Linked DNA regions of Homo sapiens: region 1 is linked to region 2. A link is a contact called in ENCODE Hi-C or POLR2A ChIA-PET data. All regions are on one chromosome and are shown on one strand. The core of a region is the stretch at or near the end of the contact, and the rest is flanking DNA. Distances in the headings are between cores, read along the strand shown.

Region 1 (6,866 bases), core at 2,890-5,389, 50 kb after region 2:
GACGTACAGAACAAGTTGAAGTGAATACTTGAATGAACGCATGAATGAAAACCAAAGCTGAACTACATGCTAAATCATTGGCTAAGTTTTCTCACCAGCCAAGTGACTTGTTCTAATACAACGGCCTCCCAGTTCCGTTCAGACTATCCAAAATCATACCTCAGGAAAAGGAAAGTGAGTGTTTGCCATGCACTTGCTAATTCTGATCGCTTATTAATTCTGAGAACTTCAAAAGTTTTATTTTTTCTACAAATAACAAAATGATACATTTACATAAATGTCATTTGATGTTTGCAATCTTCATGTGTGCAAGATAGAAAAGTTATCATACTTATCACGTTGTCATATAGGTGGAACAATTGATGCTCTAGCTGATTCAGACAACAAGAATTATGAGTAAATTTAAAGGTAATGACCTAGATCTTTCTATTTTGCTGCTAAAGAGTCTATTTAACTTATGTGGCATAATTTCAATCATTTAAATTTTGTATAATTTAGAAGTAGCTATATCTGATTAATTTATAAGTGATTATTTTTCTTAATGTGGCTTTTAATTTTTTTTTTCTTTTTTTTCAGGTCTCAGAGTATAATGTGACTTTTTAATAACATCTCAGCAAACTTGCATTTCTTGCTAACATTTCATCTGCATGTAAAGATTATCTTGCACATAGGGCCTTATGATAATAAACCGAATGCAGAATAACCTATTTTGAACAGATGATAAAATTTTTCTAAAAAAAGGGTTTTGTGAATATAATTGTTTGAGAGAGAACCACATACTGTAATTCAAAGTTATAGTGGTGATACGTCTGCACTGGAATGAGGTCAAAGTTCACATATTCATAAGATTCCACGTACTGAAAGGCTAGTTTAAAAGCTGCTGAAAAATATGGATTTTAAAATAATTTATTTTTATACATTTTGATCTATGAACTGTGATTTCTAACACCATAGGGTAGTGAGAGATTGGATTAGGAGTAGCAGGGGGGAGGGGGCAGAGTTGGGGAAGGGAAGGGAAGAGGAAAAGAAAGGCAAATGGACTTGCCTGGCGCTCTCACAACTACTAGAGTGGAAACTGCCCTTAAGACCCTTGCAGGGATTCCAAAAGACAGAAGCTCTGAGAGTGAGCCACGGAACCCACGCCATGCAGAACATGCTTGTCAGACTAGAGGCTCCTTGATAACAAGCCACCAGAGCCCCTCCAGCTGGCCCCAGCACAAGGTGATGCGTATGTGCCAGGCACGAAGGGCGCAGTGGTCCTGCTGCGTTTGCCTACAGGGGCAGTGGCATTTGCCATCAAGATGGCCTTTGGTCTGTGTTTTTTAGGCCACTTCTTCCTTTTTATCGTTCTTAGTCTGATTCTTACCTATGGTGAATCAAGGTACTTAAATTTATTGGGAAAATGATTTCAGTATAACAAGTAAAAATTTCAGGAAGTTACCAATACAGGCCTCCTCCTCTTCCTCATTTGCCTCCTCGTCTTCCTCCTCTTCCTCCCTTTTCCTCCTCCTCCTCCACCTTTTCCACCTCCTCCTCCTCCACCTCTTCCTCTTCCTCCTCCTCCACCTTTCTCTTCCTCCACCTCTTCCTCTTCCTCTTCTTCTTCCACCTCCACCTCCTCCTTCTCATCCTGCTCCTCTTCTTCCTCCTTCCTCTCCTTTTTTGTCTCCTTCTTTTCCTCTTTGTTCTCCTCCTCTTTCCCCTCCTCCTCTTCCTCCTGCTCTTCCCCCTCCTTCTCCCTCTCGTCTTCTTCCTTCTCCACTTCTTTCTTCTTCATCTCCTCCTCTTTCTTTTAAACTCTTTGCCCTGAGAACATGTTACTCAGAGGCAGTGGGTTCAGTCTCCCTGGATGGACAGGGCACTTGATCCTTGTTTCTGATCCTTGCTAGGGGGAGGGGAAAGGCTCTGGTCCTCAGCTGGTGGTTGCTCTCTTCCCCTCCTTCCCCTTCTTCTCTCCGGACATCTTTTCTCCCCCTTTCCTTTTTTTCTTCTTGTCTGTACCAGATGTCCATGACAAATCACGCCCAGGCTGTGTTTATTTTCACAAATAGGCATCACTCATCTGACCATCCCAAATAGGTTCATTTTTCTTTGCATTATCCTTACAATGATAACCAGTTTAAATCCCCAGGAAGAAAGGACGTCTGAGGGGTTATCCTTCCCTTAGTGACGGAGAGCTTACAAGGCATCTGCTTCTCTAGGAGCCTCATCATCAAACTTCCTCTGTGATCATCATACAGTTTCATAGAACAGATCCTGCAGGAGGAAGGTTTAGCTCAGCAACATCCCTTTCAACTCACAAAGACGGGCTACAGAGAAGGAGAGGCTGTGCCTAGCAGGGGAAATTGTGCGTCCTAAGGCCGGGGGTCCACGGCTGAGCCTGGAATCAGGACATGGACCATGAAAGGTTTGCAGGCCATGGGAAAGGGAGTGGTTCCTGTCCTAAGGGCAACATAAAGCCACTGGAGTATTTTAAGCAAGGAAACAGCATGACTACCTCTGTATTTCATAAAGGTCCTGCTGGCCAATGTGATCATGGAGAGATGGGAGGAAAGCTGGGGTGTTGGGGGGAGACCAGGAGTCTTGCTTGCATGGAGCTAAGAGCAGTGGACCTGGGGACAAGAGAATGGATTAAAACATGGTCCAGAGATAGGACAGGCAGGCTTTTGGTCAATTGGATGAGGGTGCTGAAGTAGACACAGCAACCATGAATGACTTCCAGGTCTCTGGCTTAGGCAGATTAACTGGTGGTGCCATTTGCTGAGATATGGAACATGAAAAGAAGGACAGATTTGGGGAAGAGAAGGGATGAGTAGATATTGCACTTGTGCAGTTGAGGGGTCTGTGGGACATCCCACCAGAAGTAACTGGTCGGCAGCTGGAGCGAGAGTGTGGGGTTCATGAGAGAGCTGGGATGGTCCCTAAAGCTCTGGTATTGATGAGTTCTGAGTGTGTGTGGGATGAAAAGAGTTACTTATTAATAGATAGGCCCTGGAGGAGGTCAATATTTAACAGATGGACAGAGAGGCAGGAAGGCCTACATGGGTTACCAAACATGAGCATCTGGGGGGCTTAGGGGGCTAAAATCCCACGCAGGGGTATTATCTCTGAAACCAAGGGAAAATCATGTTTTGACAAGAAAAGTAAGTTGAACAAATTTGACTGAGAGGAAAGGTAAGACAAGGACTGAAAGTGATGAAGTGGTTGTTTATAACCTGGACAAGAGGCTCATGCCTGTAATCCCAGCACTTTGGGAGGTGGAGGCAGGCAGATCACCTGAGGTCAGGAATTCAAGACCAGCTTGGCCAATGTGGTGAAACCCAACTCTACTAAAAATACAAAAATTAGCTGGGAATGGTACCACGCACCTGTAATCCCAGCTACTCAGAAGGCTGAGGCAGGAGAATCGCTTGAATTTAGGATGCAGAGGTTGCAGTGAGCTGAGACTGCTCCACTGCACTCCAGCCTGGGCAACAGAGTGAGACTCCATCTCAAAACAAACAAACAAACAAAATAATAATAACCTGGGCAAGAGAAGTTTCATTGAGGTGGAGGGGCAGATGTTGGGGGATTTGGGATGGGGGCCAGATTGTGGCAGACTAAGAAGGATGTAGCAGGAGCAGCCCATGCAAATTGTGACTTCAAAGTGGAGCAGAGACTCCAGAAAGTAGATAGAAGATGAAGTTGGGTTGAGGGAGATTTAAAAAAAAAAAAAAATAGAGGCTGGGCACGGTGGCTCATGCCTGTAATCCCAGCACTTTGAGAGGCTAAGGCAGGAAGATCCTTTGAGCACAGGAGTTCGAGACCAGCCTGGGCAACATGGTAAAACCCCGTCTCTAAAAAAATACAAAAATTAGCTCGGTGTGGTGGTGCATGCGTGTGGTCCCAGCTACTCGGGAGGCTGAGGCAGGAGGATTGCTTGAGCCAAGGAGTTTGAGGCTGCAGTGAGTCAAGATGGCGCCACTGCACTCCAGCCTGGGCTACAGAATGAGACCCTGCCAAAAAAAAAAAAAAAAAAAAAAAGAACATTTTAACTTGAACATTTTAAAAGATAATGGAAAGATGCTGGGAGATGAAAGATGTGAAGTTCAGAAGAGAGGCCCTTCTCGATGAGGCAGAAGGTGCAGGTGGACGGCTTCCTCAGAGGGGGTGGGACACCTTGTCTGTCGTCACAGAAAGGAAGAAGGAAATAGGAGGGATGCAGCTGCAAGCCTGGGTGTTGTTCCGTGGCAGGAAGTCGAGGGGGCTCGGGGCCTTTATTTACTCTGGAAAATAGAAATCAAGACAGTCACCCAAGAGCAGGGAGGCTGTGGCCTGGCTGGAGCCCTGTGGCGGGAAGGAGAGGCCCAGGATGTGGCTGGAGGCCTGTGGAGGGAAGGAGAGGCCCAGGATGTGGCTGGAGGCCTGTGGAGGGAAGGAGAGGCCCAGGATGTGGCTGGAGGCCTGTGGGGGGAAGGAGAGGCCCAGGATGTGGCTGGAGGCCTGTGGTGGGAAGGAGAGGCCCAGGATGTAGCTGGAGGCCTGTGGAGGGAGAGAGGGGCCCGGGGCATGGCTGGGGGCCTGTGGAGGGAAAGAAGGGGCCCAGGGTGTGGCTGGAGCCCTGTGGAGGGGAAGAGGGGGCCGAGGCCTGGCTGGAGGCCTGTGGAGGGAGAGAGAGGCCCGGGGCATGGCTGGAGCCCTGTGGAGGGAGAGAGAGGCTTGGGGCATGGCTGGAGGCCTGTGGAGGGAGAGCAAGCTGAGCGTGGATGCAGGCACTGAGGAGGAAGCCTCCACCAGACTGCACAGCCAGGCTCTTCTGCAGCGCCCTTAGCCCTCCAGGCAGGAGCAGGTAGAAAGAAGGCTCCATCACGGGGTCCTGTGTGACAGGGAAACAAAGGGCCAGGGAGAGGTGCAGAGGGTAGTGGAAGTGGCTGATGATGGAAGCTATGCTGGAAGTGGAAGGAAACCAGGATAGGAAGGAACTCAGAAATAAGAAGAAAGCAAAGGTCTCAGAAGATGGCAGGTCCCACTGAAGCTGAAGAACCAACTGTGGAGGCTGGCGAGAGTGCAGCCAATAAGATCTGAGGGAAGAGACAAAGATCAGAAAAATGCATGTGAGAGTGGAGGGAGGGAGTAAAGGAAAGTGAGTGCCCAGAGGTGCAGACTGTCACGTCATGTGAGTTACTGGCCTTCATTTTGGATTTGCACTTCTCCATGGTCAAGGGGTTTATGTGGTTGAAATGTCTAGCCAACCACGACAAAATGCACAAGTTACTGCAGAAGAGAGGCTTATTTTTCTGGTCCTGGAGTTAAAGACTTTCTGCCGTGGCCTCCCAGTGAGAGACTCCAGGCCCCGTGGTGGACAGGGTCCCATCCACACTGCAACATTGAAGTCATAGCCAGGTGGTTTTTAAACAAATCTTTATTAAAGCTCCTCTATGTAGTTTAATCCATAGAAAAAATTCCTTTGAATTGATTTTCATTCGCCTTTTACAGATGGGCAAACAGGCTCAGAGAGGTTAAAAACTTGGCAGGCTGGTGAATGGCAGCTTGAGAATTAAACACAGACCTTGTGCCCACAGGTTTACAGCTCTGTCCGTTGCTGCTCCCTCAAGGCCTTCAATCAATGATTCGTTCAGCCTCTATATTTTTATGATTATTACTTAAAAATAGACCTTATTTTTAGAGCAGCTTTATGTTCACAGCAAAATTGAGAAGAGGGTACAGAGATTTTCCCTATACCTCCTCCCTCCACATATGCACAGCCTCCTCCAACTATCAACGTCCCTACCAGGGTGGCACATTTTTTACAATTAATGAACCTACATTGGCACATCACCATCACCCAAAGGCCAGTTTGCACTATGATTCACTCTTGGTGTTGTAAATCCTATGGGTTTGGACAAATGTCTAAGGACATGTATCCCCCATTATGGTATCACACACAGTGGTTTCACTGCCCTGAAAATCCTCTCCCTATTCATCCCTCCTCCTCACCAACTGATATGGTTTGGCTGTGTTCCCACCCAAATCTCACCCTGAGTTGCAATAATCCCCACGCATCAAGGGCAGGCCTGGTAGAGATAACTGAATCATGGGGGCAGTTTCCCCAACAGTCTTCTCATGGTAGTGAACAAGTCTTATGAGATCTGATTGTTTTATAAATGGGAGTTCCCCTGCACAAGCTCTCTCTTGCCTGCCACCATGTAAGATGTGACTTTGCTCCTCCTTTGCCTTATGCCATGATGGTGAGGCCTACCCAGCAATGTGGAACCATGAGTCCGTTAAACCTCTGTCCTTTATAAATTACACAGTCTCAGGTATGTCTTTATTAGCAGCATGAGAACAGACTAACACACCAGCTCCTGGCAACCCCTGATCTTTTTACTGTCTCCATAGTTTTGCCTTTTCCAGAATGTCGTATAGTTGGATTCATATGGCATATAGCTTTTTCAGATGAGCTTCTTTCACTTAGTAATATGTATTTAAGTTTCCTTCATGTCTTTTCATGGCTTGATAGTTCATTCCTTTTTTAGCACTGAATCATATTCCACTGTCTGGATGTTCCATAGTTTATTTATCCATGCACTTACAGAAGGACATCTTGATTGCTTCCAAGTTTGGCAATTATGAATAAAGCTGCCATAAACATTGGTGTGCATGGTTTTGTATGGACATAGATTTTCAACTCCTTGGGGTAAATAGTGTAAGAGTTGAAGAAAGAAGAAACACAGAAAGTGGCTCAATAGTCAAAGACAGATTTATTTTGGAGAATAAACCTGAGAAGGGCTTCTGGCCAATTTCAGTTAGGAGTGCTCTCTCTTACAGACTAAGGGTATTTAAGGGCTTTAGGGAGGGGGAGCTTATCACAGGCTCAGAATGTTTCT
Region 2 (6,949 bases), core at 4,054-6,553:
GTCTTAGGGTGGCAGAGACCCAGCTTCTCCTCATTCGTCTCTCCTGTCTAAATTGAAAGAAATAAGATCCCTTTACTCAGTTGACCTTCTCCTATTTCTTGTATAAAGTAGAAAGATCAAGATTTGGGAATTAAAAATACAACGTCTCCGGCTGGAGTAATTGCAAGCTAATTACTGCTATCATTATGCATTAAATTAAAATATCAGCATTTAAACTGTACATGCTACAAAGTTCAGGCCCTCATTACATCTTACTTGATCACTTCACTTGCTTCTAACTTGATCTCCCTGACTTCTCCAATCCGTCTTGCACAACATTCCCAAGGGATCTTTCAAAAACACAAATCTGATAGTGTCACTTTCTTGCCTATATTTTTTGTTTGTTTGTTTTTAATGAAACAGAGACTCACTCTGTCGCCCAGGCTGTAGAATGGCTTGAACCCATCTCTGCCTTTTGGGTTGGAGCGATTCTCCTGCCTCAGCCTCCCAAGTAGTTGGGATTACAGGCGCCTGCCATCATACCTGGCTAATTTTTGTATTTTTAGTAGAGATGGGGTTTCGCCATGTTGACCAGGCTGGTCTTGATCTCCTGACCTCAAGTGATCCACCTGCCTCAGCCTCCCAAAGTGCTGGGATTACAGGTGTGAGCCACTGCACCCAGCCACTTGACTATAATATAATTCTTAAAAGCCTTTCTACAAACTAATTGGGCGCACGCACCCATCTTATTTTCTGGCCTCTGCCTGTCTCTCCAACCTCATCTCTCACCCCAGAAGCCAGCAAAATTCTGCTGGGCACTGCAGTCTTACGACTCCCTTCGTGCAGTGTCCAGAACATCTGTGTGCTTCCTGGCTTCCAGCCTTTGTCCACCTCACTCCCTCTACCTAGAATGTCCTTTCTCCCTTATTCTTCTGTTAAATCCCCATTCATGCTTCAAAATTCCCTCCAAACACCCCATTGCCTTTAAAAATCTGCCTTTACTCTGCCAGGAAGTTTGTTGCCTATCTTTGATGCCTTATTAGTAGTGTTTAAGATGGTGGGTTTCTAAGCCAAACTGTCCAGGTTCAAAGTCAGTTCCCACCACTTACTGGCTATGTCACCTTGTCAAGAACTGTGCAGAGATTGAGATTTTATGTCACATACAAGCTATCTAGTTCACTGTTGCTGTTTCACAGGGGCTGGCAGAAGACTTGGAACTCCTGGGTCAGAGACAAAGGACTTTGTGAATCACGACGAAAGCAGTAGACAGAGCTGCACGGTTGCTGGTTCCCTGTGCCCCCAAGTCTTATGGTGGTGATGTAGACGGCTCCTCGTGGATGCCTGCGCACAAAGTCAGTCACCTTACAGGAGAGGAACCCTGAGCCTGAGCTTGGGAAATCACCGCTTTTATAATAAGTGGAATACAAAGCCTTCCCTGCGGAGAAAGGGGAACACTCATACACTGTTGGTGGGAATCCAAATTAGTACAACCTCTGTGGAAAACAGTGCGGAGATTTCTCAAAGAACTGAAAACAGAATTATCATTCAACCTGGCAATCTCACCCCTGGGTATCTACCCAAAGGAAAACAAATTGTTGTATCAAAAAGACACTTCCTCTCATATGTGTATCGCAGTACTATTCACAATAGCAAAGATGTGGAATCAACCTAAGTCCATGGATGAATGAATGAATTATAAATGCCCATCAATAATAGACTGGATAAAGAAAATGTGGTATAATTCACACTACGGAACACTATGCAGCCATAAAGAATAATGAGATCATGTCCTTTGCAGGGACATGGCTGTAGCTGGAGGCCATTATCCTTAGCAAACTAATGCAGGAACAGAAAATTAAATACTGCATGTTCTGACTTATAAGCAGGAGCTAAGAGATGAGAATACGTGGACACAAAGAGGTAACAACAGACATTGAGGCCTATTGGAGAGTGGAAGGCTGGAGGAGGGAGAGGATCAGGAAAAATAACTAATGGGTACTAGACTTAATGAAATAATCTGTACAACAAACTCCCATAGCACAAGTTTGCCAATGTAACAAACCTGCACATGTACCCCGAACTTAAAAGTTAAAAAAAAAAAAAAGAAAATGTGAAACATATACACCATGGAATACTATGCAGCCATAAAAAAGATTAAGATCATGTCTTTCGAAGCAATATGGATGGAGTTGAAGGCCATTGTTCTAATTGAAATAACTCAGAATCAGAAAGTCAAATATTGAATGTTATCGCTTACAAGTAGGAGGAAAACAAGGGGTACACATGAATACACAGAGGTAAATAATTGACATTGAGGAACCCAAAAGAGTGGAGGGCAGGATGGGGGGATGAGGGTTGAAAAATTACCTATTGGGTATAATGTTCACTATTTGGGTGATGGGTACACTAGAAACTCAAATCTTGCATTATGTAATAAATCCATGTAACAAACCAGCACATGTATCCCCAAATCTATAAAAATAAATTTTTTTAAGGTGAAAAAAAGGCTTCTCTTTGTCCAGAAGGAAAAATGCTACCTCATCCTTCAAGGCTGCTTGCTGCCGCCCCAAGACACAGCCCAGATAAAGGGCCATCAGGCACGCACACCTGCAGGATGAGGAAGAGACACTCAGGGCCACGGTGGATTGCCTCTCCCGGGAGCCCTGGACCTACTATTGAACCTCTCGCTACCTCAGTTTCCTTGTGTCTTAAGTTGGGATAATCATAGTACCTGCATCATAGAGGTTTTGTAAGGGTTGAAAGGATTAACCCAGAAGAAGTGATAAGTCCCAGCTATTACTATCAATCTTCCACTTTGCCCTTCCCTACTTCCACATATTTTATGTGTAGCTTTTATTCTATTTCACGGTAAATAAATAATAGAGATGAAGTCTCACTATGTTGCCCAGGCTGGTCTCAAACTCCTGGGCTCAGGCGATCTTCCCCACTAGCCTCCCAAAATGCAGGGTGCAGGGGTAACAGGTGTGTGAGCCACCACACCCAGCCATAAGGGTACATTTGCAGATCTTCTTTTTCCCCACTGCCTAACAGCTCCTTGAAGCATATTCATCCTTGCAGCTCAGATGCCAGTACAGGGTAGATAATTATTATATTTGTTGATTAAAAGAGTAAACAAAAAGTCTTCCCGTATATCAACCAGTGTGATCTGACTAGAGTCTCTGTATACTTTTGATCAAATTTCATGACTCCAAACTTTTCAATGCTTTGGTGAAAAAAAAAATCATCATTCTGTTTTAGGTAGTGCTCTTTTCAACGCAATAACATGAAATGGCAATTTATTAATATAGGAAGATCAAGTAGTTCCTCCAGGAAAATTACCTGGTCTCACCTGTTTACATTTCTATGAAATGGGAACGATAATAGTGCCTACCTGTAGTGCAGTTGGGAGAAATAATGAGTTGACGTATGTAAAATGTCTAGAAGAGCACTTAGCACATGCTACATCTATCTCAGCTTTTTATTCCTCATTGGAGCTCATGACCTCTTGTTTAGTTATGGGAAATCATTGCATATTTCAGTCATTTGCGATGCCTAAAAGATAGAAACTTAGTTTCCACTATTATTGCTTTAATTCAGAAAACAGTGTCTCTGGAGATAGGAGTCCAATGGGTCATTGTTTTATCAACAGTTTCTCAGAACAATCCAGGTGAACACATGGCAGCCCTTCTTGAGGGCTGGCTGGACCTAATAGGCTTCCTCTGACCAGATAGAAGCAGCCAGGAGAGGTGACCCCATGTCTAACATAAATTCTGATCTGTGACCAGTAAATCAGCACATCTCAGAAAAATGAATACGTAAAGGAAGAATAAAAAAAGTCACCGAAACCATTTAACATGGCCTTTGTTTTATGTACCTGATAGGAAACCATCATCCAGTCTTTTTTTCTGAAATAAATAAGGCTGTGGATGGATAGCAGTTTCTATAACAATCTCCAATTCTTTCAGCTGAGTTTCCTGAAATCATGGTCCTTCACTCTACTTCTTTGACTGTGCCAACCTTGCTGAAACAAGACTTCCCTGTTCTTTGGCCCCGTGTGCTGTTTTGTTAGCTAGAAAATGCAGCCTTCTAATCGGTATGCGCTTTACTGGTCTCCGGTGTCTACTAAACAGCCAAAAGCCCCTCTCGCCCTAGAAAGAGTAGAACTCAGAAACGCTTATGGCCTGCGGGTGAGACAAGATTGACTACAGGACTGCGATTTCTTTGGATTTCACAACAAGACCTGTGTTGTTTCCTCTACCCCAGTCTACCTAGAATGGGATTTCACCCACAGCTGCTGCCAGCACCCACTCACCCCTGACGACACACACCTGCCTGGCCAGCCAGAGATCCACGGCGCTAATGCACTGCTTTTCCGAGGCGGGAGAAAGATAATGGAAAGATTGATAGACAGAAAGAGGAGTTCAACAAGACAACAGAATGCTCAGAAGTGCACATCCTAGTTCCATTTCTAACTGCACCTGGCCTTGTTATATGCGTGTAGCTTCTTACGCTGCCATGCATGTTGTGTATGTATATATACATGTAAAAATATATATTCTTTTAAAAATATTTAACAATTGTGGGCTCTGATAAAAGAGACTTTAGTATTTTTCAGATCAAGAGGCTATCGTGTGCCTAATCACATATTCGGTTGAGAGCGGGTCCAGAATTTGGTCTTGGTTGTTCTGATTCTCAGCCGGAAGCAAGTGCTGCTGTGTACCATGGTGTCTCTTCTGTGTGCCTCAATATGAACCATTTGCACCTGAAGTCGGCTACATAAAAAACTCAAACTCTCTTTTTATTTATTTACTTTTTTTTTTTTTTTTTTTTGAGATGGAGCCTTGCTCTGTCGCCCAGGCTGGAGTGCAGTGGTGCTATCTCGGCTCACAGCAACCTCTGCCTCTGAGTTCAAGCGATTCTCCTGCCTCAGCATCCCAAGTAGCTGAGACTATAGGCACCCACCACCATGCCCGGCTATTTTTTTGTATTTTTAGTAGAGGGGGGTTTCACCATGTTAGCCACGATAGTCTCGATCTCCTGACCTCATGATCCGCCTACCTCGGCCTCCCAAAGTGCTGGGATTACAGGCGTGAGCCACCGCGCCCGGCCTCAAACTCATTTGCTAAACAATATAGTATCCAGTAAGTACCAGATGTTCCCAGAGCTTCCATGCATTCAGACAAGGAAACAGGGAGCCCCTCAGAGTACTGCTACAGGATCCCCAACTTCCTTCTCTCCCTGAGCATGTGGGAAGGCCAGACTTCCTGTGCAGTTAGTTGCAGACTCATGAATCAGCTTTGGGAAATGGAATATGTGTCTACGTGGCATCCTCACTACTGGCTGGGCCACACAATATCCCACACTGTGTCCCCATCCTTTAAATGACTTAAACCCAAATCCTTCCACAACCTCTTTTCCCTGTCTGACTAAGAAGCAGAGGGCCCTGAGATAGGAGAACACAGACAAAATTTGAGGAAGAGCTGTCTTGCAAAATTGCGTGACCTGAAAAACAGTTTATAAGAGCAAAAAAGAAACTGTGATGATGTTAAGCCACTGCAACTTTAGAGGTTTGTTTTGTTGTGAGACAGAGTCTCGCTCTGTTGCACAGGCTGCAGTACAGTGGCACGACCTCAGCTCACTGCAACCTCTGCCTCCCGGGTTCAAGTGATTCTTCTGCCTCAGCCTCCTGAGAAGCTGGGATTACAGGCGCCTGCCACCACACCAGGCTAATCTTTGTATTTTTAGTAGAGATGGGGTTTCACCATGTTGGCCAACTGGACTCAAACTCCTGACCTCAAGTGATCGGCTCACCTCGGTCTCCCAAAGCACTGGCATTACAGGTGTGAGCCACTTCACCCAGCCTTTAGACGTATTTGTTACAGCAGCGTCTCTAACTCGTGTCTCCTTAGTTCGCCTGACAGGTCTCCTGCAGCTTCAGTGTGCGGCTGAAGGCCCTTCTCAAGGACTGGGTCTCTCCCTGTGGTAGGGTTCTCCATTTAACATGGTCATGGTTCACGGTTTCATGTACCTGATAGGCAATCATCACTCCGTGTTGTTTTTTTTTTTTCTTTTTTTCTGAAATAAATGAGGCTTTGGATAGATGCCTATTTCTATTATGATGTCAAATTCTTATATACCATAGGTCTTTCTCTGACCACAGCAGATTGCTTATCCTGCACATGGGACATGCAGGAAATGCTAAGGAATTAATAGGAGCAGCCCCCAACCAACAAGGGACGGAGGTTGGTGGATATATAATGTCTCAGCTTCCCTGCTGCGGGGAGACAATTGTCAGATACTCTCTGCATATTTGCTCCACAGCAGGACTGCGCCCAGTGGCTCAGAGTGGAAACCCTCTCTTCCTTGCTTTCCTTCCCACCTTCCTTCCCACTCCTTCACTGTACTTGTCAGGATCACTTCCCAAATAAATGACTTAAACCCCAACCCTTGCACAGTGCCCTGCTTTTGCAAGAGGCCAAACCCACAGAAGGGAGTTAGCATTCATTTTGCTCATATGGGAAGAATGCAGTTGAATGAATCACGTGGGCAGCCTAAAATTTTTAAGCTTGTGAATTCCAGTTCTGTTCATGGTTCTAGTACATGAACCAGCAAATCAGGGTCACCTTACTTATCTAATATTTGAGGGAACTGGCAAGGAATAAGTAATAATCCTGAAATTATTTGCAAATGCTAAATACCATTTTTAATTAATAAGCAAAAACTACAGTCTTTAAAGAGTGTTTTCTGGTTAAAAGCAAAGCCCATTCAGCATATTAAACTTGGAAAACAGAGACAAACCCAAAGAGAAAAATAAAATGTCCCCATTATCCCATGGCAGCTTTAAAAATTTAAGTGTACAGCCTTTGGGTGCTTTTTTTCCCCTCTGTGTATATATAGGTTAGCAAAATGAGATCACATTGTATAAAGAGTATTGTAACTTGATTTGAATTTACCAAAAAAACAGATGTGT

Evidence for each region. A loop is a pair of places that touch in the nucleus more often than their neighbours do. ChIA-PET counts read pairs that join two places held with the same protein, here RNA polymerase II (POLR2A). Pooled maps may share reads with other maps.
Region 1: a pooled map shows a loop between it and region 2 (2.0-fold over the local background). The contact joins two enhancer-like sites. A Hi-C loop is called at or near these places in 2 of 168 maps with a recorded cell type or tissue (DLD1 and endothelial cell of hepatic sinusoid), 3 of 37 single-sample maps with no recorded cell type and 4 of 50 pooled maps. POLR2A ChIA-PET finds 5 or more read pairs at or near these places in 4 of 52 experiments (GM12878, H1, OCI-LY7 and 1 more).

What each region holds. Positions count from the first base shown.
Region 1 is chr10:7,503,797-7,510,662 of GRCh38, forward strand. No RefSeq gene overlaps it. Among named protein-coding and RNA genes, the nearest start is that of LINC02642, 34 kb to the left of the region's middle. Within about 2 kb of position 4,140, at least 5 of the 41 ENCODE cell types and tissues checked have a DNase peak (open chromatin) inside an H3K27ac peak, as active enhancers do.
Region 2 is chr10:7,452,293-7,459,241 of GRCh38, forward strand. All of the region lies in intron 3 of LINC02642 (long intergenic non-protein coding RNA 2642), which reads right to left. Among named protein-coding and RNA genes, the nearest start is that of LINC02642, 17 kb to the right of the region's middle. RefSeq lists enhancers at 5,266-5,315, 5,995-6,559. Within about 2 kb of position 5,304, at least 2 of the 41 ENCODE cell types and tissues checked have a DNase peak (open chromatin) inside an H3K27ac peak, as active enhancers do.